Linked DNA regions of Homo sapiens: all the other regions are linked to region 5. The links are chromatin contacts, found by Hi-C or POLR2A ChIA-PET in ENCODE. All regions are on one chromosome and are shown on one strand. The core of a region is the stretch at or near the end of the contact, and the rest is flanking DNA. Distances in the headings are between cores, read along the strand shown. Region 1 holds the start of EHBP1 (EH domain binding protein 1). Region 2 holds the start of C2orf74-AS1 (C2orf74 antisense RNA 1). Region 3 holds the start of POLE4 (DNA polymerase epsilon 4, accessory subunit). Region 4 holds the start of XPO1 (exportin 1). Region 5 holds the start of PPP3R1 (protein phosphatase 3 regulatory subunit B, alpha). Region 6 holds the start of ALMS1 (ALMS1 centrosome and basal body associated protein).

The links. A loop is a pair of places that touch in the nucleus more often than their neighbours do. ChIA-PET counts read pairs that join two places held with the same protein, here RNA polymerase II (POLR2A). Pooled maps may share reads with other maps.
Region 1: a map of B cell shows a loop between it and region 5 (13-fold over the local background). The contact joins the promoter of EHBP1 here to the promoter of PPP3R1 in region 5. A Hi-C loop is called at or near these places in 2 of 168 maps with a recorded cell type or tissue (B cell and naive thymus-derived CD4-positive, alpha-beta T cell) and 7 of 50 pooled maps.
Region 2: a map of naive thymus-derived CD4-positive, alpha-beta T cell shows a loop between it and region 5 (18-fold over the local background). The contact joins the promoter of C2orf74-AS1 here to the promoter of PPP3R1 in region 5. A Hi-C loop is called at or near these places in 1 of 168 maps with a recorded cell type or tissue (naive thymus-derived CD4-positive, alpha-beta T cell) and 8 of 50 pooled maps. POLR2A ChIA-PET finds 5 or more read pairs at or near these places in 1 of 52 experiments (naive thymus-derived CD8-positive, alpha-beta T cell).
Region 3: a map of CD4-positive, alpha-beta T cell shows a loop between it and region 5 (10-fold over the local background). The contact joins the promoter of POLE4 here to the promoter of PPP3R1 in region 5. A Hi-C loop is called at or near these places in 2 of 168 maps with a recorded cell type or tissue (CD4-positive, alpha-beta T cell and naive thymus-derived CD4-positive, alpha-beta T cell) and 7 of 50 pooled maps.
Region 4: a map of CD8-positive, alpha-beta T cell shows a loop between it and region 5 (20-fold over the local background). The contact joins the promoter of XPO1 here to the promoter of PPP3R1 in region 5. A Hi-C loop is called at or near these places in 2 of 168 maps with a recorded cell type or tissue (CD8-positive, alpha-beta T cell and naive thymus-derived CD4-positive, alpha-beta T cell) and 12 of 50 pooled maps.
Region 6: a loop to region 5 is called in a map of CD8-positive, alpha-beta T cell, with 18 times the contacts of the local background. The contact joins the promoter of ALMS1 here to the promoter of PPP3R1 in region 5. A Hi-C loop is called at or near these places in 2 of 168 maps with a recorded cell type or tissue (CD8-positive, alpha-beta T cell and naive thymus-derived CD4-positive, alpha-beta T cell) and 5 of 50 pooled maps.

What each region holds. Positions count from the first base shown.
Region 1 is chr2:62,703,832-62,708,625 of GRCh38, reverse strand. It overlaps EHBP1 (EH domain binding protein 1), which reads right to left and starts at 2,913. Exons shown (of 23, transcript NM_001142616.3): 1 at 2,574-2,913; 2 at 1,331-1,729. The coding sequence starts at 1,434. RefSeq lists silencers at 2,577-2,656, 2,777-3,036 and an enhancer at 3,067-3,206.
Region 2 is chr2:61,174,718-61,179,602 of GRCh38, reverse strand. It overlaps C2orf74-AS1 (C2orf74 antisense RNA 1), which reads left to right and starts at 1,318. Exons shown (of 2, transcript NR_183879.1): 1 at 1,318-1,497. It also overlaps the pseudogene AHSA2P. RefSeq lists a silencer at 1,863-2,412.
Region 3 is chr2:74,955,186-74,960,171 of GRCh38, reverse strand. It overlaps POLE4 (DNA polymerase epsilon 4, accessory subunit), which reads right to left and starts at 1,529. Exons shown (of 4, transcript NM_019896.4): 1 at 1,280-1,529; 2 at 747-831; 3 at 26-67. The coding sequence starts at 1,492. LOC105374809 (a long non-coding RNA gene) reads left to right here and starts at 1,293. Exons shown (of 5, transcript NR_187884.1): 1 at 1,293-1,440. RefSeq lists silencers at 1,081-1,320, 1,391-1,650 and enhancers at 942-1,442, 1,443-1,943.
Region 4 is chr2:61,535,499-61,540,468 of GRCh38, reverse strand. It overlaps XPO1 (exportin 1), which reads left to right and starts at 2,113. Exons shown (of 25, transcript NM_003400.4): 1 at 2,113-2,907. RefSeq lists enhancers at 771-1,560, 2,129-2,388, 3,483-3,542, 4,263-4,322 and a silencer at 1,499-1,638.
Region 5 is chr2:68,249,171-68,253,819 of GRCh38, reverse strand. It overlaps PPP3R1 (protein phosphatase 3 regulatory subunit B, alpha), which reads left to right and starts at 1,288. Exons shown (of 6, transcript NM_000945.4): 1 at 1,288-1,695. The coding sequence starts at 1,693. PPP3R1-AS1 (PPP3R1 and CNRIP1 antisense RNA 1) reads right to left here and starts at 2,217. Exons shown (of 2, transcript XR_001739527.2): 1 at 2,086-2,217. RefSeq lists an enhancer at 169-838 and silencers at 929-1,368, 1,629-1,678, 1,859-1,968.
Region 6 is chr2:73,384,350-73,388,888 of GRCh38, reverse strand. It overlaps ALMS1 (ALMS1 centrosome and basal body associated protein), which reads right to left and starts at 3,053. Exons shown (of 23, transcript NM_001378454.1): 1 at 2,697-3,053. The coding sequence starts at 3,020. It overlaps LOC105374804 (a long non-coding RNA gene), which reads left to right and starts at 3,208. Exons shown (of 4, transcript XR_007087053.1): 1 at 3,208-3,436. RefSeq lists enhancers at 2,265-2,504, 2,545-3,294 and silencers at 2,565-2,734, 2,895-3,294.

The sequences.
Region 1 (4,794 bases), core at 1,664-4,163, 5.5 Mb after region 5:
TCCCTGACACTGTTCCAAGCATTTTAAATGTATTAACTCATTTAATCTTCACAATTACCCTCCCCATGAAGTGGCACCATTATGACCTTTATGGATATGGAAACTTGAATCACGGAGAAGTTAAATAACCCGTCCTCAAAGATACTCAACTGTATCGAGACAGATTAAAATCCTTATGTCATACATATTTATATTATTGCATCTCTCACGGTGAATTTATTCATGTGACTCTCCTTATACTGGACTGCACACTCCTTGAGGACAGGGATTATGTTGTATTCTACTCTAAATCCACAGTACCTGGTATAAAGTAGGTAATGAGTGCATGCATTTCTCAAACTGATTTTAAAATAATATTCCTAATAAGTTGAAGAGAAAAGCATTCAGAAACTAGTTCCAAATAAATATTCAAATATAAGAGTTCTAGAATAAAGCAAGCTATTTTTTTAATCTAATAAAATGGATGTTAAAAAGAAAAATTATTACAGACCTGAATTACAGTCCTTCTGGACAAAGAAATGGACTTATTTTGCAATAAGTCCATTACTGCTTAATCACTGCAGTAAATCAAGACCCAAACGACCATTTGCTTAAAATTAACTTTTTTCTCTCACTAAATAAAAAATTTTTGTTGTTTATCATTCAGGGCAATGGAAAGAAAGCCCTATATTTACTCTTCTCAAGTGGAAAAAAGCCAATCACAGACCAGCACTACTAATTGCTTCCTTAAATCTGGCCAAGAAATGTATCCCATTAGGCAATTAAAATAAAATACAGTTGCCTGAGTAAGCATTTAACAAAAGAATTTCTAAGGTTTTGTGGATGGCATTCCATTAATCAAATAATGAAAAATTCTTTATCCTAAGCAAGGAAAAATGAAAAAACAAAAATAAAATAGATTACCATCACCCCACAAGAATATAGACTTCTATATTAAAACTCTATTAAATCATATGCCTGTTATATTAAAATATACGGATTAATGCTCACAATATTTCAGTAGCCATTCTTTGTCTCCTTAAAATTACAAAAATCAAAGTTATTTTAACACTAATGATGAATAACCTCAAAACCAAATCTATTGTATTTAGTGTGCTCTCACAGTTACAGTCCTCTGAGCCATACTGAAGCGCAGTAATTAAAATCCACAGGGATGGTACTAGCAGCAACAGTGCACAGCACAGTACTTGTTAGAGTTATCTGCGCCCCACCCAGCTTCTACACACTAGTGCACTATAGAAAGGTAAATATACTATCAGAAGACCCAGAGTTTAGGCCACAGTATGCTTAGGCCACAGCACAGCAAAATCTACCTCCAGGTACATCTTACCATTTCTTCGTACACTCAACCATGAGCTCCTGGTAGGAGGCCACAAACTGGAACTTGGATGCATGTTTTCCCACACGCTGCAGTCTCTTCCAAACTGAAGCCATGATGATCAGTCAAGACACTGGAGCAGTTCTGGGTTAGCAATACAGCAGCTTTAATAATGCAGAGGGTCCAAAGCAAAGGAACTTTGCATGTATGTCTTTTAAAAACTCAACTACAACTCGAAATGATGCTTGGGGTCCATAAGTCTTCTCCCTGTTTCACAGGGTAAATCCCATCTTAGATGAATGGCCCAGTCAAGAACACTATGATATACGTGACAGGATGAGTGGGAAGGGGTTCCCTCATGGAGACATCACCATGCCACCTCAGGGGCTATATGATGGGTATTCTGGAGGGCTGAAAAGCAAAACAAAGACAAAAAGAGAAAGAATATGAGGAGAGAATCATGAGAAATGACTAACCACCCATGTTAAATAACGCTGCAAAAGACCATCCCAGTTCTCTGCATGTCTTTTAAACAATGAAACAAAACACTGACCTCAAAAGCCAGTAACATCAAGGATGCAAGACACCAAGGAAGAAATTACAATTCACACCGAAGACGTGGAGCGACACATCAGGTAGTCAGCACCAACAACAATCCAGAGAGACGGTAACTCGGGGCCCTACCTCCCCCTGTTAGCATCACTGAAGGGCGAGCAGAGCGGGAAAGTCTAGGGATGCTGTTTAATGTCCACCGCCAGAAAGAGGGAGAAGTGGAGTATTTTTTAATAAACTTTGTTTTTCAGTCGATAATTAATAGCCTCAAGTCCGACAATATGTGCTTGGAACAAATTAGGGAGCCAGGAGGAATGCTATTTTTCAGTCGGAGGGAGGAAATGGATGGGGAACGAGGAGTGGAGGGAAATCTCCAGGCAGAGAGAGGGCAATGTCCCGGCTCCAGGCCACTTGGGCTCCTTCGCTGCCAACCGGAGGGAAATGGAAACTCCTGCCTGGGGGTGAAGCAATGACCAGCGGGGCAAGTGGACTGTGCAGGGTGCGGTGCCTCCCTCCCCCATCCTCAGGGAAACAGTCCGCCGGAGCCCAGTCTCCTCACGCACGGAGCCCAGACCCCTGCCCCCCAGCGGAGACAGGCGGTGGCTCGTCCGCGGTCCCTGTCACCCAGGCGATACCAGAAGACCCCAGCCCGGACCCCGAGCCCCGGCCCCGCCGCTCGTCCACTCCCGCCCCCTCCTCACACCTCTAATCCCGCTGTCGGGCTGAGTCTGGCCCCGTTCCCTTCTCATAGCCGCTCCTCCGTCGCCGCCGCAGCAGCAGCCGCCGCCGCCACCGAGTCCTCCATCCCCGCCGGAGCCACATGGAACAGCCAAGCCAGCCACGGCGCTCGCGGTAGCCGGGATCTGCAGCCCCTCAGGCGGACGGCGCCCCTCACGCCCACCCCCTCCCTGACAGATCGCCCCGCGACCGTCCCCCACCCTACCAAGCCCTGCCAGAGCCACCGCTCAGCGCCCAGCACCCCCTCCCCCGCCTTTCTCCTCCGCCACCATCATCATTACCTCCCCCGCCGCACCTCTCACACTAACCCTACCCACGGCAGCTCAACCTCCACCGCCCCGCCGCCATTGGCCAGGCCCCGCGCGTGCCCCGCCCACCTCGGCGGCCGGGTCTTACAGCGGCTGGGGCACCTCATTGGTAGAACTGCCTGCCCATCACAGGGGCTCCGCCTTGCCCTTGCTCGGGAGGTGGTTTTTCCCCGAAGCCGGAATGCGACGCACAGGCTACCTTTTTTTTAAAAAAAAAAAGAAGGAACCGACTAAGGACGATCCCGCCCGTTCTTCTGATTGGCTTGGAGAGGGAAGCGATAGGCGGGAGGAATAGGGAGTGTTTATAGTGAACTGCAAGGTGATTGCAGAAGGTGGCTGTCCGTCAAAGGCGCCGCTGGTGCGGGGCTGGGTTTCTGGCCCCTAAGGGTGATTGCAGACCTAGAGATTGGCTTCGCTGCAGCTGTGGGCAGTGCAGCTGCCTGTGGGTTTCTCTCCTGTTCTCATCTCCGCCAGGACCTGGGCGCGCCCTCTCCTCCGCCACTGGCAACTAGGGTTTTTGCGCATAGCCTTTATTTCACCAGTTCCTCCTGGGATCTTACCTGACAACCTGAAGTAATGACCCTGTCAGGCACCCCCCGACACCCCGGCCGCTCCCCGCCCAACATAGAGTCAACTGGTCTTCAGTGGGATTGAATCAGCTGAGCTAGACACAAAATGTGTACAGTACAATTTCTTATTGTTCGGAGTCTTCAACATTTCTTTGAATCTTGGTTTCCTCTTCGCTGTCGGACTCTTTTGCCCCTAGTGAGAACTGTAGATGGATTTGGGAACAGCTAGCATATAAAAAGGGTGGTCAAAGGCAAAAAGGAGGAGGCAGAGTGAGGGCAGGGACACTCAATCTTGTTAAAAGAGCCAAGGGCCCTTTTGAGAATATGAAAGCTACAGATACTTTCTCAAGGGGGAAAAAGTGTTCTGTCTCAAAACACAAAAAATTGTTTTCAGTTTTAGGTGGTTCACAGACCCCTGGTGTGGAGAAAGAGGACAAAGAATGAAACTTCAGGGGAATCCTAGCATCTAAGGAATAAACAGAGTAAAATGGGAAAGAGACCGAGAAGGAATAATCAGAGAAGTAGGCGCATCAGCAAGCTATGGGCAGACAGTTTGGAAAAAAAAGAGAGGCAAGCTAACATAAAAAGAAAGCAAGCGGGATGGGTTCTGGAAACAAGGATCATTCAATCTTACGAAGGTTGGAAAGCAGGGTGCATGGACAAAGTAGCTTGAAAGGTGTTAGGGTCTAGGGAGGATTCTTTCAGGGACAGGAAGAGAGAGCAGTGATGGGTGAGAATTGAGTCCATCTGTAGACATTGGGGGCCAAGACAAAGTGGAGAGACATGTTGAAGAATCAAGAGAGATGGGGAGACAGATATAAGGCTTGAATCCAGTATCTAATTCAATTTCCACTTTCAATAAAGAAAATGATCTAATAATACAAGAGCACAGTGTGCATTTTACAGAAAACAGCATAGTTATCGCTTATTTTGCTAGTCAATTCTAAAATGTTAAGATAATCGTAATAATCATATTGATTCTTATTTTCTATTAAGAGTTCTCTGATGTCCTTCCTGAGTGGTTTACGAAGTCACTACAACCTACAGCCATTATGATCTCATATAATAATATATTCTGCATCTTTAGTAGGCTTTAAGTGTGTGGAGTTTTTTAATGGCTTATTTGTAGAAATGGTCATAAATTATTTTCATCCAAGTTACCCTTCAGAAACAATCCACATGATGATCAGAAGGTTTTTGCACCCTATTTATTACTGTTCTCTGGAAGTTCTCAAACTTTCTTATGTGGTCATTCTGGTTTCTTTTAACATGCTTCCCTTACTCCAAAGGGAGAGGGGGAAGAGAGAAA
Region 2 (4,885 bases), core at 69-2,568, 7.1 Mb after region 5:
ATAGTTTTGTAAAGCAAGTTTCAGTGCCTTGGGGAAAAATAAAGTAGGGAAGAAAGATGGCACAAGGCAGGAGTCTCCAAGGATGCACAGAGATGGCTTTACTCAGGACAAAGACCTGAAGGAGGCAGGCAGCTACCTGGGGGAAGAGTGCTCCAGGCAGCAATGCCGGGAGACTCCTGTTCACAAGGGCCTGGTAGAAGAGGGCCCAGCTGACAGCAATGAGCTCTAAGCAGCTGCGAGTGCTGCGAGAAGGGAAATCCCCATCCTTCTTGGCCCATGGAACTCAAGTGTGGCCAGAGTGTCAGGATCTACCAACGCTGATTCAGGAGCCAGTCAGTGTGCCAGGCCCATAGCAGGGGCTGTAAAAACATTCGCTGAATGATGAACGCACTTTGTCCCCAGCCCCACTAGTACCCTGAGGCCCCTGTTACCTTTCCAGCCCAGTTTGATGTTCCACTCATAGAAGAAAATCAGCTTTCCTTTGCGGCTGCTGCACGAAGCCTCCCCTTCCACCTGCTTCAACTCGTTGATCTCGCCGCGGCCAGCGTCATTCTCCACAACGATGCCCACCAGGAGCTCCTGGAACTTCCCTTTGGACAAGCTGGTGGCATCCCGCTCTGTCCTGCCAGGGACCAGAAAGTCGTGAATGGAAGCCCCAGCTGGGATCCACCTGCCTGGGTGCCAGGGTCACGTCCAAGCCCAGCCCAGATCGGCCCAAGTCCTCTCAAGCAGCCTCGAAACCTGCCAACCTCCAATGTGCTCCTCAAACCTGCTTTCTATCAAATTCTTTTCATCCTGCTCAGTTCTTTAAGATATTATTGTCCACTATGCAAGTAGTATTCTGTCTTAAAAACACTGGCTTATTTAAGGGAGGAGGATCTAGCTAGCTCGCCCACTGGAAATAGGCAAAGCCTAGGCCACAGGGAAAGTAGCAGTAGTGAACTAATCAGAATCATGACAATACCAGCTATCAAGTGTCTTCGCATATACATCGTCTAATGTAATCTTCCCAGGCAATATTCTCACTTTAGGGGACAGAAACGAGCTGAGAGAAATGACATGTCCATCGGGCCAAGGCTAGGACACTAGAAAGTCAGATCTAGCTCACGCCTGTAATCCCAGCACTTTAGTAGGCCCAGGCGGGCGGATCACGAGATCTGGAGTTCGAGAGCAGCCTGACCAACATGGTGAAACCCTGTCTCTACTAAAAATACAAACATCAGACGGACGTAGTGGCACGCATCTGTAGTCCCAGCTACTCATGAGGCTGAAGCAGGAGACTCGCTTGAACTCTGGAAGCTGAGGTTGCAGCGAGCCAAGATTGCCCATGCCCTCAGAGCTCCTCCGGACCAGCCAAGTCATGCTCCTCTGGGGACCGGCCTCAGCATCCCCTCGACGGCCTGGAGGGACCACAGCCCCGGCCAGAGGCGCAGGGCAGAGGACATCCCTTCCGGAGGTTCTGCGGCGGAGGGCTGCCGACCTCTCCCCACGCGCCAGGTGAGGCGCGTAAAGGAAGGGGAGCTTGTCTCACTCACAGAGGGCCCGGCTCGCGGGAGGCGCCTGCGGGGTGGGCGCGAACTGAGATCCAAATTTCTGCCCTTTCCACTACGTTCCATACCCCCGCCCCTAACACAGTCTCTCAATCCAGCTCCCTTCTAACTCCCCGAAACATCCAGAGGGGTGGGCGGGAGGAGAAGGGAAGGCCCTCAGGCCACAGACGGTGGGAGTGGAAAGGTCTGTCGGAAGTCACTCTTGGGGCCCAACCCAACTTTCAAAAAGAGGCAGCTGCAACCCTCCTAGCCGGTCTCCGTACTCAAGGACTCTCCCGAGCCGAGAGGCGAAGGCCGAGCCCTGCGTCCAGCAGCTGAGGGGGGGCGGCCCCCTGACCCCCTGGCCCCGCGGCCCCGCACAGACCCCAGGGCAGCCCCGGCTCCCGCGGCCCGGCCCTCCCCAGATCCCGGAAGGAGGCCGCCGCCAGCCGCGCCAGCGCCAGTTGTTCACGTTGGTCCCGTCCTCCCGCTCCTCCACGATCCAGTGGGGGTTCCCCTGGCCCCACTTGGCCATGGCGGCGTGGACTGGGCGGAAAACAAGGAAAGGCCGCGGCGCCTAAGGCTCCGAAGCCAGCGTTTCCGGCCGCCGAGCCCCGGGGCGGCGCGTTCGCAGCTCCCAGAAACTGCCAGAAGGCCCCGCCCCCGGCCCCGCCCCGCCCTGCCGCGGCGCGCCCGGGAGCCCCAGCCGGGATCTGGGAGGCGGGTCGCGCGGGGACGCGGGGACGCGGGGACGCGCGGGCGGGGAGGGGCTGGGGCCGCCGGGGTTCCGCTGCGCGTCTCCTAACGCTAGGGCGGGACGGGGCTGTCTGGGCCGCCTGCGAAGGGCGGAGGGCGCTGCAAGTCCCGCGGTGCTGGCGGGCTCGTGATTCCCGGCGCCGGGAAGCAGGGCGCTGAGTAGCGGGTGCCTGAGAGTCCAACCGGCAGTGTAGACGCGACACCGCCGTCAGGTGGCCTCGGCAGGCTCCCTATAGCTCTCGAGGACACGACCTCGAACGCCCAGGTCGCTGTAAGACCGGCCTTTGGGGCCACAGCGCGCACACGTCACACCGTTTGCGGATTTCGCCTAAGAGCGAGTCCGCGCCCAGTTGCCGCGCTGCGGTTTTTTCCGCGACGCAGTCTCTCGCCCTCCCCCCTTCCCGGCACCTTTCCAACTAGTCCCATGTTACTGCGGGAGTATTTCCATTTTATTCACGTAATAATCCTTTAGAGAGAACGAAAGAATGTGATTGCAAACGCATGTTACTGCAAACTGATGCACTTTATCATGGAGTATTAATGATTCCTTTCACGAATTTTCGGCTTCTAGCTAAAACTTTGCACGAACTATTTGGACAATGTTACTGGGGTGTTCTCTGCTAACTACATGGGTAGTTAGCACAGAAATGGGTAGAACAGTGAAAAGGTGGAAGCATCTGACTGTTCTCTTCCCCTGTGCCGACCTGTCCTTTGCCTGCGGTCATCCACGAAATACACTCACGAGTGGAGACATTTTCTCCATTTGCCTACCGGAGCTACCACCTTCCAACATTATCTTCCAGAAAGCTACAACAGTCATGTAAACACACTGCTTAAAGGCGTTTTGACCTCAAAACAAAAAGACGTTTTGATTTCACCTTTCACACTTCACTAAAGCAGCTATAACAGAGTCACATGAAGGAGCAGCGTGGTGGGGTTGCCTGATCTTAAGAAGCCTCATTTCCGCTGCTAAGGAGCTTGCACTTGGCCATACAGGCAATGGGCAACCACTGAGGCAACCTAAATGGAGAAATGACACGATCAGATGTGTTCTAGAACAATCAGTCTTGGCCGGGCGCGGTGGCTCACGCCTGTAATCCCAACACTTTGGGAGGCCGAGGCGGGCGCATCACGAGGTCAGGAGATCGAGACTATCATGGCTAACACGGTGAAACCCCGTCTCTACTAAAAATACAAAAAAAAAAACTAGCTGGGCGTGGTGGCGGGCGCTTGTAGTCCCAGCTACTCGGGAGGCTGAGGCAGGAGAATGGCGTGAACCCGGGAGGCGGAGCTTCCATTGAGCCGAGATCACGCCACTGCGCTCCAGCCTGGGCCACAGAGGGAGACTCCGTCTCAAAAAAAAAAAAAAAAAATCATTCTTACGGACTTTTGGACAATGGACCAGGGTAAGATGGAAACTGGAAGGAGGGGGACTTCTCAGGGTGGAGAAGGGGTGACAAATATTCAGGGATGAGAGGTGTTCAGAAGTGGAATGTAAATGCGTCAGACACTGGGGTGCAGCAGAGAAATACGTTTTGTTCAGCAACTGGGACTTGCAGGTTGGTTAGTAGCCGCACCCTCAGAGGCTAGAATGGAAAGAGGCTGGAATGAGGCTTGGGCTATAACTCTGGGAAAAATCAGCAGGTAAGAGGTAGGCAGGGAAGAGGGGGCCTGCAAAGAGCGACTAAGGAGGAGGAAGGCAACCACAAAGGCATTTAATCAGGGAGCCAGGGTGCACGGTAGAAGCAGTGGCCGTCATCAAGTGTGGAAAAGTATGAGTCGGATGATAAAGGTATATAAAGATATGTATTGGGTGTAACAACACAGAAGGTACTTGAGCCTTTTGCAGAGAGCAGTTTCAGTGAACGATGGGGCAGAAGCTGGGTCACGGGTAACGGGTGAATGGGAGGTGAGAGGGTGGAGACTGTGCTTTCAGAATGTTGGGCAAGGACAGGTAAGACAATTGGACAGTAATGAGATAGGTACATGGATGAAGGGAGTTTTTGCCTTTTCCCTTTAAATGCTTATGTCTGCTGGTGGGGATCAGCTGGCGACAAGAGGGACAAGTGGTTCAGCCAAGTCCCAGAAGCCATGGGAGGAGATGAGTCCAAAGGGTCAGCCTGCAATAGGAAGACGCAAAATAATGTTGGAACGTGGTAGCTCCGGTAGGCAAATGGAGAAAATACCTCCACTCGTGAGCGTATTTTGTGGATGACTGCAGGCAAAGGACAGGTTGGCACAGGGGAAGAGAACAGCCAGCTGCTTCCACCCTTTCACTGTCCTACCCATTTCTCTACTAAGATGAGAAAGATCAGAATGGATGTTTCTCTACCTGTCTTGGTTTTGACTGGTTTGATGTGGGAGAGGATGCAAGGGAGGTGGCAAGTTGGACAACTTCAGGTGGCAGCTTACCTGCAGCAAAGTGAGGGTGACAACACTGACAGGCTTTGGGGGAAGAAATGCAAAATCCTCTCAAGTATGTCCTTTCTCCCATAACCAACCTGTGCTGGGGTAGATCCAGATTATTTTCACCTTTTCTAAACAACTCCACCACACTTTCTCTGTCTCGAGAGAAAGGGGTTGAAAAATGTACATATCCA
Region 3 (4,986 bases), core at 280-2,779, 6.7 Mb before region 5:
GATTGCCCACTGAGAGGGAACTCACCTTCCAGAAAAGCAAATTCATCCACAGCTTCTATTGCATTATCTGAAACACAAGGAAAAGAGACACCTGACTAACTTCAGCCATGCTGACCTCAGTCAGAAAACAGCACAATCTGCAGTGAAGGGCATGAGGCTTTGGGCAAATGAGGGCATTTATAAGATGCGTCCCTTGCTGCCTTGAGATCCATATCTACTCTACCAGCAACTCTTATATATATTAGCTGTCTCCCTAGAAGAGTTAAGAAAAGCATAGGCAAATACCATTCAACGCGGGGGTTGGGGGCCTCCTAAATTACCCCTAAATTATTTATTCGCTTTGCTCTTAAAGTTGTCAGAGAAGAACGTGGCAATAGACGCAGGGCGCATGAGAATACGGTATACGAAATCTTACCCAGGTGAGGGTTCCCAGCCAGACAAGAGTCAGAAATCAAATCCCCAGTTGCTAGGTGAAAAAGAAATATCTTTTTCTGGTGCAATTTGGCAGAAGGTATGAAGGGATCCAGTCCGCTACGGCAACCCCAGACACCTTCACACACTGCCCCGCCACCCCAAGCAGACAGCCTCTACAGGTAGGGCTTCCTGGCACTGTGGCCAACAGAAACCATCCTGGGGAGAGACGCTGTGGCACCTCTCAGATCAGAGTGACGTCTTCTCAACCTGCACAAGGGGAAACCAGCCCAGCCCTCCCTTGTCTGTCCCCAGACACTGCAGTGCCACTCTACCCAAGTCTCTCCTCTGAAGGGTTTTCCTTTTTCCCTGCTGAGCGCAACAGTAGGCATCTTTTGCAATGGTCTCCACAAACAGTTCCTGTGAAGTAAAAAAGCAAAGTTTTAGTAATGGGTTCTAACACACTGAGGAGGTGAGGGCTCCGGTTTGTGGGTGGGGGCAGAAAGGGAGAAGAAAGGCTCGGGGCAAGAAAATGTTCTGGAAGCTAAGATTGTCCTGGACTTCATGAAGATCCATTCCGCTACCCTCTTCCCAGTATTCTCCCTCATTCACTAAAGACTCCTACAAGTTCTGTACGAGGCCCTGGAGATACAAATTAAAGTCACTCACTATCCAGGTCCTCAACAAGAGGGAGGAGTGTTAACAAAACTCGCACAGGTCCCCGGCCCCTTTCCTCCGCCTTCCGGGTCCACGCCCACATCTCAAAACCCGGGCCACGCCGCCCTAAGCCCCGCCCGCGGGAGGCCCCGAGGCCCCGCCCCACACTCCACCTCCCCCACTCCCGCATGCCCTCGCGCTGCAGGCGCACCGCGGCTCGTGCCAGAATGAAGATGGCTTCCTGTCCCGCTAGCGTCACGTCGGGATCTGCCTTCACCAAGGCCTTCACTCGCGCCAGAGGCAACCTCGAGAGACGAGCCCCAGGCACACTCGTTGGGGCCTGGGGCTGCGAGGCCGCTGCCTCCCCAGCAGGTCCCTCCTCCTCTCGGGGCGTCCCGCTTCCTGCCGCCGCCGCCGCCGCCATCCCGGCCTTGAGCGTGCTGCGCGCGGCCGCCGACTGTGCGCGCGCATGCGGCGCAGGCCCTTTCCCGCGCGGGCTGGAGGCCACACCCTGTGTAGGCGCGCGGCTCCGCCCCTACGCGGCAGTGCGCTGCCAGGAAACCGGGTGGGCGGGGGTCGGGCTCCGGCTCTTCCCACGCGCCTAGCCACCCGTGGGCTGTCGTGCACTTGGTTGACGCTACCGGCGACCCTCTGGCCCCGACGGGCCTGTGGAGCCCAGGCACCTCCCATTGGTGCCTGTGCCTGGCTGGTGAGGGGAGAAATCTAGACCAGGCTCGCAAGAGAGTCTCCGTCAAAACAGAGTGTGCATATTCCAAGGCTAACGAGGGCACGTGTCCGAGGGAGGCCCGGCCCTGGAGGGCCCAGCATCGTGGAAGAGGGTGCCAAGGAGGCAGCGAAATCTGGACCAAATTCAAGGATAACCAGTTATAGATGCTCTTGAAGGAGGGGTAGGGCTTTTGGCAGGCAGAAATGAAGAAATTCAGCCCAGCCAGAGGAAACAAGAAAAAGTCATGGAGGCTAGAAAAGATGAAATTGTGGTGGTGAGGCATCCACGTTTGTTCAAAAAGAGGTTGCATCACAGCTTTGGTTCTCAAATTTGACCTCAAGATCCCTTTACGGTCTTAAAGATTGTTAAAGAGCCCAGGGAGCTTTTGTTTCTGTCAGTTATATCAATACTTACTATATTAGAATTAAAGTTTTAAAATATTGATTTAAAATTACTAATGCGTTACCAGCTAACAAACAACATTTTTATGACAAGTAATTTTTTTTAAATCTAGTAAGAAAAGTCTCTAATGTCTGATTTCATGTGAGAACTGGATTCTCTAGCTGCTTCTGTTGCTAACGTTAGCACTTCTCAGGTAGCTCTTAAAAAACTACTACATCTTGAGAGAATGTGAATGAAAAAGGCAACCTCATAGTAGTATTAAGAAAATAATTTTGGCCTCATGGACTCCTGAAAAGGGTCTCCAGAAAATTCCCACCCCCATGAATCCCCACACCACACTTGGAGGTCTGATAGCGTAGAGGAACAGTTAATATTTAAAATAGGTTTAATCTAAGTCAATCATAATAATAGTGAACACCTTTAAACATTTACTATGTGCATGATTCAAAGTGTTTTAGATTTATGTAAATCATAACTTCTGTAATTTTCACAATACCCTATTGAGGTAAATATTATAACCTTCTTTTTCAAACCTTATTTGAAAAAATTGAGGTGCAGAGTGGTTACTGAGTCGCATACACAGGGCAGAATGTGGTGAAGCCAAGATGAAGCTGAATTAAACACATCTGAAATCACTCAGTTCCAAAATTATGTAGTAAACTCTGACTGGTGTAGGAGTGGAAAGGTGTGAAACCTTTCTTTACCCATTTTAAGGGTCACAGCTGACACTCCTATAACACACACAAAAAGCCTAACAAGTCTAATCAAAGTTTTACATGACATGAGAGTCCAAAAATGCAGACCATGAGACCTAGAGGAAACTATTTTTATGCTTAGGTTATATGAAGAAGGGATCGCTGTGTAGAAATGTGATTAGAGGCCTGGTACGGTGGGTCACACTTGTAATCCCAACACTTTGGGAAGCCAAGGCAGGAGGACCGCCTGAGCCCAGGAGTTTGAGACCAGCCTGGGCAACAGATGGAGACCCCATTTCTACACACACACACACACACACACACACACACACACACACACACACAAATTAGCTGGGTATTGTGATCCTATAGTCCTAGCTACTTGGGAGGCTGAGGTGGGAGAGTTGCTTGAGCCCAGGAGTTCAAGGTTACAGTGAGCAATGATTGCACCACTGCACTCCAGCCTGGGCGACAGAGAGAGACCCTGTGTCTTAAAAAGAAAAAGAAATGGGATTGGACAAAAAGGGAATGATAATAGTCTAATGGTAATAGACTGAATGGGGAAACCCAGCAAGGCCTGTCTGTTCATATTCTTCTTGGCCTCCCTGTGTAGCATTCCTTCTGGTATTAGGGCAGGACCCTTCTGGAATGAGGGTCTTCAAGGGAGAAGGCAGAAAATAACCTTTCTAGGTTTTACGACTTGCTTGGAGGAAGGAGAATTCTAGTTTCTATGACCTGCGTTGGGAAAGAGGAATTCTGGTTTCCATGACTCACTGCGAAGAGTGGTGATGTTACAGTGGGTAGCTAGTCAGACACGAACAGGGCAGGATAGGGCCCCCACGCTCCACCAGGAATGTCAGAAGATCATCAGGTGATGGTCAGACAGTGGTCACACCGCCTCTCTAAAATAATAATTGCTCATAGCCAGCGCCAGGGAAAGGCAGTTTCCCTATAGATAGAAAAACCCTGAAACTGATGATCAGGAGCTTCCTGATGAGATCTCAGGAGTTGGGCGAGCGGGCTCACGCATGCACACTAAGAGGCAAAATGGTGGAATTTAACTGATATATGACCTTCTGGGGGCATTCTACTGAAAAAGGGAAGAACGCCTCAGGTGAGCATGCTTACAACTTCAATAAATACACTGCACTTGCTCCCCTCCCCAGCGCTAGCAGGCTACTGTGCATTTCGACAACCCACCCCAAGGGAAGAATCAGGGTAGAAGGGATGCAAGACCCCAGAAGTATGCCAACACATAAAAACCCAAGTCAAAAGGTCAAACCTTGCACTTGTCCTTCAAGTCACCCACTTGGGCCTCTTCTCAGTGTACTTTCCTTCCTTTCGTTCTTGCTCTAAAGCTTTTTAAGAAATTTTCACTCCTGCTTTAAAACTTGCCTCAGTCTCTTCTTTTGCCTTATGCCCCTCAGTCGACATCTTCTGAGGAGACAAGAATCGAGGTTGCTGCAATTTGCTGCCAGTAACTGTAATAACTTCTACTGCTTACAGTGGAAAACAGGACAGGAGAAGTTCAGAAAGACCTTGCTTCTGAGGCCTTTCCAATTTTCTTCAGTTCAAAGTACTCAGCATTCCAAAGTACCATACTTTGGGGTATCATGTAATGAGCCCCAACCCTGAATTAGCACAGAGACACTCCACTATAGCAGAATAAGAGTCTTGGCCCAGAATTAAAATCTGCAGAAGAGGATATGAGTTGCTGAAAATTGAACCAGAGCAGCCATTAGGGCCTCAGTCCTGGGTTCTTTTCAGATTACATTTATGGACACTCTCACTCATGGAAAGCTCCACACAAAATTCATAAAAGCATGACCAGATTCTTGTGTCACAGTGCACAAGAACACCTCACAAGAGCTATACTCCAGCAATCGCAAAGTAGCTAAGTACTAAATTGACCTAAATTCTGAATTAACATAAGACAGTTGACAATGGTGGGGGTGTTACTGGACCCCACCACTTACCCAAAGTTAGCCTTTGGGTCAGGGGTTTCCTTGCTAGAGTCCTTTCGTGGTCACCAGAAAAATGTTACAGGAAAGGGGTTCTGATCCAGACCCCAAGCGAGAGTTCTTGAATCTCACA
Region 4 (4,970 bases), core at 864-3,363, 6.7 Mb after region 5:
CTTGTAGGTTTTTTTTATTGTTGTTTGTTTGTTTTGAGAACGAGTCCCGTTCTGTTGCCCAGGCTGGACTGCAGTAGCGTGATCTCCGCTCACTGCAGCCTCTGCCTCCCGGGTTCCAGCCATTCTCCCCGCTTAGCCTCCCGAGTAGCTGGGATTACAAGTGCCCACCACCACGCCAGGTTAATTTTTGTATCTTCAGTAGAGAGGGGTTTCACCATGTGGCCAGGCTGGTCTCGAACTCCTGACCTCAAGTGATCTGCCTGCCTCGGCCTCCCAAAGTGCTGGGATTAAAGGCATGAACCACCATGCCTGGCCTATCCTTGTGTTTAAAGTCGCAGTTTCCAAGATCCTCTCCATGACCATGTTAAGTGAGGATTTACTGTATTTGCATATACTGTATTTGTAAACTTCCCGTTACTTTCATCTCTAGATTGCTTATAATACCTTATACGATGTAAACTTTAAATCATCTCTACATTGCTTATAATGCCTTATACAATGTAAATGCTATGTAAATATACTGCATTGCGTTTTATTTTGTATTATTTTTATTGTTGTTGTTGTTTTTTAATGTTTTCCACCCAGGGCTGGTTGAAACTGAGGATGGGGAACCCAGGATACAGAGGGCCCACTGCACATCATATATCATACATAGTACATTATATATGTATTATATATGTATATAAAATGGCTTGATATTATTCATTTATGTAATGAATAAAAACTTAGGTCTGAAAATCATCCAAAATAATTCTGGTACATCTAAACATTGAGTTGTTGCGTTTTTCTTTATTGGAGGGGGAGTTAGAATAAGTGGTGCTTTGAGGTTAGCCATAGTCCATCGTGGATGAACATTTGCTAAAGAAAATTGTTATTAATTCAATAAATCATTTATCTACCTCTTGGTGGCACAAAGGGCCTAGTAAATTTTGGTGGGCTATTTGCTCTTAAGCAAAGAACAATCTGTAAAGCTGATTTGGAGGACGCTTGGGAACAAACGAGAGGCAACCACGTGAAAGGCAACGTGCATGTGACTTTCACAGAAAATACTATTTGATGATGATTTAGTACGTGAAGTGCAGCTAGGGTAAAAGGAAAATCTGAGTGTTGCAGATCAAGGGCACCAGGTGGGACGCAGTTGGCATGCAAGCTCAGCCAGCCAAAACATGCGCTGTCAAACCAATCACTTGGGATTACAATGTTTTGGTTTTCAGGAAAGGTTGCTTGTTGAAGCAGCCAAATTCCAGCCTGGAGAGACAGAGTTGAAATTTTAAGGAGACTTTCCCAAGAAGTATTTCGATATCTTTTCCGACACCCTGAGAAGATCACGAGGCGCCAAGAATGCACGCCCTGCGCCTCACCCCAACCCCTCTCTCAGCTACCTGGCCCCAAAACCAGGCCTCTAAAATGGATTAGAGAGGTCTGGGGCCTAAAATTGGCCTCGGAAGCGTTCTTTTTCCCTCTTTTCTCCACCCCTTCCAGAGTTCAAAACTGGGTGTGCCCTCCCTTTTCCGAACGCAGCCCCCATCCGAAGGGCGGATCCTGATTCCCGCGGGCTCAGGCCCCCGCAGGTTGGCGGGAGCCGGTGGGGGCGGGCCGGCCGAGTCCGGGGGAAGCAAAGAGAACGCTGCCGCGCGCCCCGATCAAACTCGCGCCGCCACCAGCTCACGAGCTGCGCCCCACCCTCTCCGTCACCGAAGAGGCCCAGCCAATGAGCGGGCGAGAAAGGCCGGGCCTGCGAACTAGGCACCGGGAGGGAGAGGGCCGCAGGGGGAAGGGAAGTCGAGAGCTCGAGGGCGGGCTGCTCTTGATTGACAGCTCGTTCGAACGAATCCTCCACGCGGCTTTCCTTCGCTCTCTTTTCTACTCATCCCTGCTCTTCGTCCCACCTCCTCCTCCTCCACCCCTCTCCTCTTGCCTTTCGACCCTCCCCACTTCCCCTCCCCCACTCTGCGGGCAAATCGCTGCTGAAAAGAGGTAGGGGCCGAAGCGGCGGGCTCGTGTGGAGCCGTGAGGCGGGATTGACTGGCGCTCGGGCCAATGAGAGATAGGCTCATGGCGCGGCTGTAGCTGGAACTGACCAATAGGAGGGCGGGCTGGGGGCGGAGGCCCAGGTTCCAAACGCTCCGCGGCGCCATGGGCTGAAAACTCAACCGAGATGGAATCTCCCAGTCTGAACCGGTTTCAACCGGTTCCGAGTTTGAGGCACTAGGAGGAGGGGGAGAAGCGGCTGCAGCGGCCGCGGCAGGAGCAGCGGGAGCTACAGCATCAGCAAGAGCAACAGTAGCTACAGCCCCGGCGGCGGTGCCTGTTCCAGTCTTTGCTGCTGCAGTCCGTGCAACCACCCAGAGGGGGAGGGGGGAACCACCAGTCGCTGAGGAACAAGAGAAGGGGGGAAAGTTTAGGCGAGCCTTGGGGGGGGGGGGGCCAGCGCCGGAGCCGCGTGAGAGAGGGAGCCGTGTTTTGGTAGGGGGGAGTCGGACTGCAACTGGCAGCAGAGCGTCTCCCCGGCCGTGTGGACTCTACACCCCCTACTCCTGCCGCTTCTGCTGCTGCCTGTGGCTGGAGGGTCCCCCTGGGGCTGAATCTTTGGGACTTGACCCCGTTCCCTCCCCCTTCCCTCACTCCCCAGCCGGGCGGGAGCATTTATTCCCCAGATTAATTCCCCTTTTGGGGGGGGGCGGGTGTGTGTGTGTGTGTGTGTGTGTGTGTGTGTTGGGGGAAGCGTCCCTGAAATAGTAAATATTATTGAGCTCTTTTTGCCCTTTTCCTGTCCGTTTTTTTAATTTCCTTTTTTGAGGTGGGAAAACTGAAACCCACCTTGATTCGTCCCCTCTCCCCCCTCCCCACCTTCCCTCGCCCTAATCCCCCAACGAGGAAGGAAGGAGCAGTTGGTTCAATCTCTGGGTAAGTCGACTGTGTCTTCGGGGCCGAGGGTCGGGCGGCGGCGCGGCCGGGCGGGCGGGAGGAGGCCGGCGTGGGGCGCGGCGGCGGCGGCCGCGGGAAGCGAGCCCGGGAGGCGGCGGGCGGGCCGGGGGCGCGGCGGGCCCACAGCGGAGCCTGCGATTGAATGGAGCCGCTTTTGCCGCTGGGGGATGGAGGCGGGGAGGCGGCCTCGGGAGGGGAGCGCTTGCTGGGTCATTCGCGTGTGCGGGTGGCGGTGGAGGAAGGCGAGGAGTGTGATAGTGAAGCGGGGCCCCGCGCGGGGTGGGAGGGGTTCCCCAGCCCCTGGGGCTGGGGAGAAGTTGGGGTGATTTCAGGAACATCTCTGTAAATTATTAGGAGTGGAAGTTTCCAGAAATATTTAGTGCAGCAGCATTGAAACGTCCGCCTGCATCACGTGGCCCCCTCGGTGGAGAGCTTGGGATGGGGGAGGGAGGGGCTGCCGACTCCCTGTTCCTCCAGCAAGGAAACTCGAAAGCTCTCCGGTTTTGCAGAGTGGCATGTGAAGTAGGAAAGATCAGTTTTTCAGGGGCCTGCACATGGGATTCCGTCTTGTAGTTCCTTTTCAGGGGTTTGAATGTGATAAGTTGGTTAAACCATTTACTGTTGGCCTTGTACAGTGGAGGATGCCCTGATTCTCCTTCATTCCGATGTCTGTGAGTTTGGGTTGGGTGGGAGGAAGTGGTGTAGTAGAGGAAGCATTCAGTACTGGCTCAGCCCGGACCTCCTCTGATCACGCCGAGGCCATGCTGCATAGAGAAAGGGGCGGTGAACTTAAGGCGCCTGGTCTAAATGCCTCCTCCGAGTAAGGGCGGGGTGAGTGCGTGCTCCTGTGTGCTATAGTTAGAAGGGCTGCAAATCGGTTCGGGTGGGAAGCGAGGGGAGGGCGGGCCCTAATGAGGTGTGTTTTTCCTGAATGAAGCGGGCGATTGCCCACACAACCTAAGGAGCAGTCTTTCGCCTTGTAGCGACTTGTTTTTCACCTAGTGTGAAGTTATTAAGCAACGGTTATGATTTTCTGGGTTTTGTTTAGGAATTGGCATTGGGTGTCACTTGTAGAGTCACATTATCCATTAAGCTGGATAATCCCTAGTGTATGTTATCCAGTGAGTGGATTTTAGGATTGAAGAGCCCAATGGGAATGAGCGTTCGTGGTTACACCTCTCGCACTATGGCTTGTTTGCTGTCTGATTGTATATCTTAAGTGTGGGACACTGCTGTTAGTGGAAAGAATGTTTTGGAAGCGGTTTGATTTGGGGGACTAAATGTGCTTGGCATTGACCACAAAGCCGCCATTTCTGTACTATGTACAGTTCAGGAATAGGTAGGTGATTTCGAAGATAGCCGCTAGTTCTAAGGATGGCAAACTACTGTATTTAAATCCTTCTATTCTAAATCTCGTTTTTCACATCAGTCTAGTTCGGAGAATTTTATAAGAACAGTGTATTTGAAAATGAAACTTGTAAGAGTCATTTTCTTAATCCTTTTTTGTTTTAGCATTCAACTATGGTAGTAAATAGGTGAAAAGTTTGTTCAATATTTAACCGAAATATTTGAAAACTTTTGATACATGGATCTTGGTGCTTTGTGGACATTGCTTTTAAGCCTCAAATAATTAAGATTGTTCTGATCTTTTAAATTTTATGGTACTTGAAGGTGGAGGAGAGTTTACACATTCATTTGTGGAATATATATTTCCTCTCAGTATTTAGATCTTAAGGTTTTTTTGTGGTGTGTAACAAGTATTCTGCTGTTTAAAAACGTTTGTTTAATGCCTACTACGAAACGTTTTGAAGTCTCATCAGTTTTGTCAATAATGGACCAATTCTTGAACTCCTAATTTCTTGAGTTTTACATTATTTTTACATCATATCAATCATAGGTGACTCATCTTTTGGAGTTCTAATCTGTTGTAACAGACGTTATATTTAAATAAGACAATTGCATTAAAATAGAATTTGCTGCCATTATTGTTATGGACATTTTTAAGCTGTTATAAAATAGCCAGGAATTAATGACTTTTTTTC
Region 5 (4,649 bases), core at 39-2,538:
GAAAAAAATGCATGCTCATCATATGGAAAAATAATTAGCACATAAAAAGAATAAAGTTCTCATGTAAGGATCATTAAGACTTTTTTAAAAAAAAACAACACAATGGCTTTTTATAAAATGACTCAAAGGCTTTATCAATAAGGAGTTTCCGATCACTCAGAAAACATCCTCTCTCTCTCTCTCACACACACACACACACACACACACACTCTCAAACACACACGAGTGCGGGCGATTATCAAGGCTTGTAAAGGAATAACTGGTTAAAATAGTTGCAAAATGTTTTCTTCGTTATCCTCATCACACCTCTCCTGACAGCTTTATTTCTTCTCTCGAACATAAATTTCCTCCTTATGCTTTTCTGGATGTAATTTCCTATTGTAATCTGAATTTTCTGGGAAGATAATTGCCACAGGAGTGGATATAGCTCTACTAAAAGGATAAGCGGGCAATCTACATTCGAGTTTTTTTCTTTTTTTAAACAAAAACTGATGGACTCCGCCAAAGGGGAGTCTGGACGGTTTATGGGAATGCAGAGCTGGGTGGAAAGTCTTTCTGCGAGTGGGAAGTATCCCTTCTCCTCGTTTGCCCAGGTTCTCCCCACGCCTCGGGCTGCGGCCAGCTTTGGCTCGCTTCTCTGTCTTTGCAACCTGGTTCCTGACTCTGCCAATTCATATTACAGATGGGCCTGCGGGTGCTGCACCGGGGTGACAGCAGTCCTGATGGGCCGTGCAATTCTGTAGTGGATCCAAGTCGGTACACGGATGCACAGATACCTTTGACTGCCTCTCGCAGGACTTGGATTTTTCCTGTTTTTTGGTGCGGCATCCGGGTGGTTCTGACACCCTAAGACTGCTCCTCTGCTCCTCCTCTCCCGCAAGGCTTCCACTCCAGGGCCCCTGTCCCCCTTTCGCTAGCACTCGCGCACCCCTCGCGCTTCCTCCCGCCGGGGAACCCTCGCATTTCCTCCTTCCCCTCCCAGCCTTGCCTTCTTCCCCGCCCGCCTCCAGCCACATGACCGGAAGGGCTCCGCCACGCGACGTCACCGACGTCCGCGCCCCCGCCCCTGGCCTCCCCCCACCCTGCACGCAAGGGGCGGCCGGCTGAGGGGCGAACGTGGTCCGCGCGCTCAGCGTTCCCCAACCAGAGCTCGCCAGAGCGCCGCGGCACTCGCCGCCCAGCGGGGCGCGCAGGTTCCCGGATGTGCGGCGCTCGCGGAAGCCCCGCCCCCGCCCCGCGCGCTGCAGCACTCCGCTTTCCCCTCCCTCTCCGCCCTCCCCTTTTTTCGTGCCTTGAGGTTGCGGGTCAGCGCGAGCCGCTGCAGTGAGTCCGTCACGGCTCCGGCGCGAGCGCGAGGCTGCAGCCCCCGAGTTTCCCGGCCGTCTTCGCCCCCTCTCCCCCTCCTTTCTTCTTCTCTGCCTCTCCTGCCTCTCGCCGCTGCTCCTCCCGCGCTCTCCGGCTCTGAATCTCGACCTTAATTTATTTCCCCCTACCCTGCCCGCTCCCTCGCGTGCCCAATCGCCCGGCCGGCGCGGGCCCCGCGGCGCCGCCTCCCCTCCCCCACGCGCGCCCCCTCCCCGCCGGCGACCCGAGGGCCGCAGCTGGGCCGCCGCCGCCGTTTCCTGCGAGCCAGCCTGAGCGCAACACTTCTCCGAGCCAGCGAGCCAGCGAGCCGCCGACCCGCCGAGCAAAATGGTGAGACCTTGGCTTCCTCGATGCACCATCCCTCCCCCTACTGCCGCCGTCCGGGTCGGGTGCGGGGGCGAGCCCCGACGCCCCCGGTCGGCTGTCCCCCGTGGAAAATTCCAGAGACCCGGGCCCGGCGGGTCCCGCGGCGGTTGCGGGCGAGCCGGAGAGGGCGGCGGGGCGGCTGCTGACAGGACGGCGGCGGGGCCCCCGCGCCCGCCCCCGGCCTCTGCGGGGCGCCCCTCTGCTGCTCGGCCGCCGCCCCGCCGTCGCCCCACCCCCGCGCCGCCGGTCCCGCCCGGCATCGACCCCCGCGGGCACCGCTGACCATCAGCCCGGCGCACTCTCCTTCTCGCGACCCTCCTCCACGTGGAGCACCCCCCTCCCCTCCACACTCACTCTGTTTTTCGAGTTCGAGGGTATTCTGAAATCCTTTGGAAATAACAATATGTGGCAAATGGCACTTTACATAAGACCCACTTACTCTCCAGAGCTGCTGCTGCTTCCACTCACTGCCTGTTTCCCAGCAGTGAGTCTTGGCAGGGAACCCTGCCACTCACTTCCCCTCTCCTGCGAGCGTCGGTTTAGCTGCGGTGCGCAGCCCTGCGGGGTTTCCGTTCGCTGCTGCTTTGCTCGCTGCCCTGGCGAACCGGAAAGATCCAAGGTGTTTGTTCACGAAAACATACGCGAACTTGGTTTGGGAGAAATGGGGGCGCTTAATTTTTCATGCTTCCGTTACTACCAAGGGTTTTTTCATTTTCTTTGGTACCTTCTTGTGTCTCTCTCTTGGAGTGGTTGTTTTTGAATCATGGCGATTTTAATTTGTCTTTCCTTACCCTCACATTAATCCCTAGGTAGAATTCGCTGCTGTAGTGTTTCAGACCGACGCTAGGGGTGTGTCTCCCGCCTCTGTCGCTGCAGCCAAGAAATCAACGACGCCCTTTTAGCCTGTTACCTTACCGGTTCTCTCGCTCGGGGAAGCCCTAGTCGTTAGTTTCCTCTTTGTAATCAAGAGTTGTATACACAGTAGAGAAAGTTCAGAGTGCTATTCCGCGTATATCAGATACTCCATCATGCGATTCAGTTATTAGGCTTTCTCTAAAAGTCTTTGAACAGTTGTCAGAAGACTTAAACTGGTTGACGGTGGGTAATTTCTCGCATCTTTTCCACTGTATGGTATCCCACCCTGTATGTAGAATTTAAGTGCTTCAGTGTACGTGGTGGATTACTGAAGGGAGGAATGCTGTTGCTTACAACTTAAAATCGATTTGGTGAAATCGATTTTAAGGGAAGAACGTGAAATTAGAATATTCAGGTAAGTCAGCTTTTATTTAAAATATAGGGCAAATGAGTAAGTGCTTACTGGTGCACTTAAAACCCAGATTAAGAGCAGACTTAAATGATTGCCGATTTTGATGTGTAGAGAAAGTTTTTCCTTGCCAACTTGCGAGGCAGCTCAGAGAGGCAACTTTGGCACCTGAAAGTCACAAAACAATTTAGGAAGATCATAGCCATTCATCATATAATCTTTTTGTTGGCATAGTCTTTTGAAGTGAAGAATTGCATTTCAGTGCTTTAATAGAATTTCCTTATGCACATGCTTTACTTGAAGGTCAGGATCTTGAAGATCTTTGTTCATTGCAGGGAATGTTTTTACTTAGCTTTATAAACAGCACATTTGAGGAACAATGATCTAGCCTTTTGTTGTTTATATATTATACAGCGAAGTGGTATGGTTTCCAAATAGTAACTCTCTTGCGGTGCACCCCGTCCTCTGTTTTTTGAACAACAGACTGAAACTGGGAAGTTCTCTTTTAGCTCTTCAATTTCTTATTTTCCTGTTAACTCTGTTTTCTTGTCTTTTAAAATATTTTACGGTGTATCAGACGATGTTGTTTCCTGCCAGGTCATTATGTTCCTTTTCTTCCCAGCTCCCTTTTCAGTATTTATTTCCTAATTCAACTGTTGGGTTTTTTTTTTTCCTCTTTCATCCTCCCAATACCATTTCAGGACCTACATAATGTTGGCAGTGGCTTTCCAACTTTAGGGTTATTTTGGTCTGCTGAATACAGTACTGGTTTGAAAGTATCAAGACCATACCCATAACTCAACTTTGCCATATGGGATGTCGATTAACCCAAATAAATCAGGCTTTGGAGTGATCTGGTTAATTTTTCTGGTTAATTGAACATACAATTCTGAAAACTTTCACACCCTTTGGAAAATCTCTCTTAGAACTCTTATTATTTACATTCTGTCAACAGCATTTACAGTATGAAATATCACTAGTTAATTCAAGTATGGAAAGTAAAAAGGCTTATAAGATTTAAATGTACTCTCAAGGATCTTTTCTGACAGGTATTAATTTTAGTTGGTGCCTTAAACGTAGTTTATTTTTTTTTTTCCTGAAAGTTAAAGTCTTTCCCTCCCTTCACCCTTATTTGAGTTTTAAATTGTTAAGCGTCCAGGGAGAATGAAGGTTATATGTTAAAAAAAAAAATCTTGTAAATAGTGAGCTCCTAGGAATTTCCCCTGAACGAGGTGTTTTATATATGTTTTTGTTGAAATAGATAATACGGATTTTGTTCTGGATACTTAAATGAACATAATATAAAGGTAATTGTTTTACGTTTTGTTTCTTAAGGGAACTTTAAATTTTATAAAGGCCTTTTCATGTCTTTGTGCTTTTAAACTTTTAAATTTTTTTTTATCTCCATGATCTGCATCTAGAACTTAAAACAAATTTATTGCCGTCTATAACTGTATGTAGAGTTTTACACAACATATTCTAGTTCAGATTCTGTGGCAAAGGCCACTTTTTAGAAAAAAAAAAACCTGTCTTATGACCAGCGGAATTAAAATTCACATCTGTCCTGAGAAAATTTATCCACTCATTTTGTCCCATAGTGAATGAGAAAATTAAAATGGTTCAAGGTATAAAGTAAAGAAGCTGACTAAGGGTC
Region 6 (4,539 bases), core at 1,804-4,303, 5.1 Mb before region 5:
TGTAATCCCAGCACTTTGGGAAGCCAAGGCGGAGTATCACTTGAGCCCAGGTGTTCTACACCAGCTAGACGCCATTAAAAAAAAAGAAAAAAATCTGTGCTCATATGTTTATCACAGCACCGTTCACAATAGCAAAGTCATGAAATCAACCTAAGTGTCCATCAACAACTGAATGGGTAAAGAAAATGTAGTATGTATTAATATACATTGTGGAATATTATGCAGCTATAAACAGAATGAAATCCTGTCCTTTGCAGCAACATGGATGGAGCCTGGAGGCTATTTATCAAGTGAAACAATTCAGAAACAGAAAATCAAATACCACATGCTCTCACTGGTAAGACAAGTGGGTACAATGGGTACACAGAGGCATAAAGATAAATGGGTACAATAAGTACCCACAGACATAAAGATGGAAATAAACAGACACTGGGGGCTCCAGAAGGAGGAGAGAAGGGCTGAAAAATTACCTATCAAGTACAATGTTACACTATCACGTACAAAGGTATATTATTTGGGTGAGAGGTTCACTAGAAGCCCAAACCTCACCATTATGCAATATATCCATGTTAATTACGTGCATATGTACCCCCAAATCTAAAATTAAATTAAAATTTTGTTTAAAAAACTCCTCCTCTAGGCTTCAAGATAAAGTTTGAATATTAATAGTTATTCAAGCAAGAAGTCACAGGACAAAATAAAAGTTAGAAGACCTAGTCAACAAGTGTGGCTTTAATTATGGTCTCTATGTAAATGACTTACAACTTGAAATCTCTAGCCCAGCCTTCTCCTTCAATCTTCAAAACCAAACTCATAATCTTAAGACTCACCCAACCAATTCCACCACCCACTCACAGCCACCACCTCCACCATAAATCTGGCCATATCTTAATATTGGCACAACCATTCAAACAATAACCTAACACCTGGCTACTTCACCTTTCACATCCCATCCGTTATTAAGTATGATGATTTTGCCTCTTAAATATCTCTCAAATCAGTCCACTTTTCCCTGTATCCACCAACACTTCCCTATTCCAAACTTTCATCATCTTTTGCCGGGCAATGCTGCAATGGTCTCCTAATTTATGCCCTTGACCTATGGCTACTGCTCCCCATCCCACCTTGCTATCACAGCTGTTCCACACTCTGCTATACACCTGACCTTTCTGAAACACCTAACTTATCATACATCCCCTCGTTTCAAATATTTTCTTCAACTCCCCAAAGCTCCAGAGATAAAGCCCCTAAATCCTTGGCATAGCACACAAAGCCTTGCAGTCTGTGCTCAAACCACGTTGGCTTCTGGGTCCTGGAAAATGCCATGCTCTCTCTCATCAACAGTACCTTTTCATGTGTTTTTCCCTCAGCTAGACGGCTCTTTCCCTCCCCTTTGCCTGATTAACCTTAAACTGTCTTCAGATATCAGCTCTATCATAACCTCCTCAAGAAGGCTTTCCCAACTTCACTGACAAGGCCAGATTATCTTACTTTATGCTTTCATAGAATATTAGCACATATATTAGTTTCACTTTATGTGATCATCTGAAATCTGTCTGCCTCCCTGTCTAGACCATGAACACAAGGAAGGCAGAGACCAAAAATGTTTGGGTTCACCAAGCTTTCCTTAGCACCCAGCACAATGTGTGGCACATGGTGAATTCTAATAATACATGTTCAATGAATTAAGTACCCCCTGGAATATTCACCAGACAAAACAACAACTACTGCTCATTAGTGACAAAACTCTACACCTTCACTGTCTGTGATGATGGAACTGTTCCATTATCTGCTCTGTCCAACATGGTAGCCACTAGCCTAGTGTGGCTGCTGAGCACTTGAAAACCGGTAAGAACAGACGCATGGAATTTTTCATTTAATTTATTTTTAACTCTTACTCAAAACTATAATAGTTTTCTCTTTAAGATGTAAAAAGCCACACGTGGCCAGTGGCTACTGTACTGAGCAGGGCAGGTCTTGCTCCTCGAAAAGCAGTAAGTTAAAAAAAGGGGGGTAAGGGCAGCAAATTAAATGGAGAGTTATTTTCAAAATGATCTTCGGGGGTCTACCATGAAATCGGCTTTCTCCATTGTGTATTATCTGTGCTTTGTAGTTTTGCAGACTGTTTGGAGCCGCATCACAAGCCTCCTGCATTCCAAGCCCCTCCTATCGGCTGGGGAACCCCTTTATTGCTACAAATGATGGTCCAGGGGAGGAAAACCCGCGGGGAGCCTCTCCAGACTAAGTGATCGCGCGGTGTACATTATCCACATTACTCCCTCAGGGGAGTCCTGCAATTCAGTCAAGCTCATCTGTTCACTGTCTCCCCAACAAGATGCTCCCCAGGCAACCACTCGCTCCGGTCCTACACCGCCTTTTCCCTCCTTCAAGGCTCGACACACCCGTGGTCCTCTCTCAGCGTTTCTCACGGGGAATGCAGGCTCCCCTGAACGTCTACGGGAGTTCAAAAGGCCCAGGACCCACCGAGGGGGAGGAAACGAGAAGTCTTTGCCACAAAGCCTGGGAGACGCGGAGCAGCCGGCCGGCACCTGGGCTGGAGTCTGGGCCGCCTACTAGCCTCAGCTGCGCGCGTTTTCTCCGTCAGGCGGCGTGACCTGCGGGCGGGCGGAGCGCTCGGGGCCCAGCCTCCACCCCCAACTCGCCGCGGCTCCACACCCCTCCCCGGCCCGCCTCACCTTCTCCAGGGAGGTCCGCTCGCCCTCCGAGTAGCGGTGCTGCGGGGGCGACAGCGGAGGCAAAATCCTGCCGGGGTGCGCCTGCAGCCAGGCCTTGGCCTCCTCGTCCTCCTCGTCGTCTATACTTTCCAGATGCTGGGGCCCGTAGTGAGAGTCGGAGTCCAACTCCCGCCCCGCCTCTTCCTCCACCTCCTCCACGACCACTACGTCGTCCACGTTCGCCGCCGCCGCCGCTGCAGCCTCCTCCTCTTCCTCCTCCTCCTCCTCCTCCTCCTCCTCCTCCTCCTCCAGCTCGCCCGGCCATGGCAGATCCTCGGGCTCCATGTTGGTGTCTCGCTCTGGGCGGCAGAGGAGGAGGAGGAGGGGGGGAGGGAGGGGAAGGGGAGAGCCCTGACTGGCGGTTGTGGCCCAGCTTAGGCGCAGTGCCGCCCGCCTGGGCGGGGCCGGAAGACCGCGCGCGCGTTGCTAGGGACGCCGCGCGAGGCCCGGCGGGAACGCCTTAGGGCGGAGGTTTGCTACAGGCGACGTTGCCGCCTCGCCGCCGTCACCGGCCGGGACCTTGCGAACTGTACTGTAAGCTCACAATAAACCGGGACTGGGCGCCTTCCGGGGCGCAGAGGGCCCCGCGCAAGGACAGTGTAGTTCTCGGCTGGGGTCGAGTTTCGCCCCTGCACAGAGAAGAGATCAAACTCTAGGACGTACCCGTTATAATCACACATGCAAATTATAAAGTTTTAAAGGTTGAGTATCTCCTAAAGTGTCAAGCTGTATGGTGGGCGCTTGAACCTAACCGTGGAAAAGTGTCACGGGTTGTTAGAGGGATTAAGAACTGGGCACTGGCATCAGAAAGATCGGAGTTTGAATCCTGGCATCACCACTTAAAGTGGTGTGACTTTGTGTTTATAAAACGATGATAATAGGCCATCGCATAGGATGGGTGTGATAATTAAAGGAAATAATCAATGTGAAGGACTTAGTGATAGGTTGGTTATTGTACAATAACTCATTAGATGCTCACGGTTCTGTGAGACAAGTATTACTATTTCATGTATGAAGAATCTGAGGCTAAAAAAATTAATTTGCCCAAAGTTTCTTACCTAGTAAGTGGCTGACTCAGTATGCCATCCCAGGTCCTCTGTTAGTGTAGGAATTGCCCTGGCCTAGACCAACCAGCTGTTAAAGGATAACAGAGCAAATATTTATACTGATAGTACATATGTTTTGGTGGTTCGTCAATGACTTTGGAGTGCTTTAAAAACAAAGATTTCCTGACCGCTTCAGGAACCTCTACGAAATGAATGGCAAATTAAAGTATCTTAAGATGCCATGTAACCAGACACCACCTGTACCCCCAATAACCTATGGGGAAAATTTTTAAATTAAAATTTTAAATAATAATTATAATCTTGAGATGCTTCACTGTTACCAAAGGAAATAGCCATAATTAAAGTGGAGTCCAGCAAAAAGTCTTCATGGTATTACCCACAATAGTAGAGATACATTGATAATGATGCTGAACCAATGTTGGTGGGGCAATTTTAGGGTTATTGCCAAGGATGTATGTCCTGCCTACCTGTCAATGACCCAATCCTGGCAAAACTTTAAGGGTAGAACATGAACTGGAGCCCAGTCTTGGAGTTCTGTTGAACACCTCTAAATGGACTATGAGTACATTAGGGTTATTTATTCTTAAGGGGTTTAGGGGTTCTCCTTGCCGGAGACCTATTACTGTAATAGTAGAAAAGAATTTATTAATTTTGTATTCCTGAATGTGAAATCTCAATGTTTATCTCCAGTAAGAGGACACACATTTCACTGATATTAAATAACTGTAAAGCTTTAC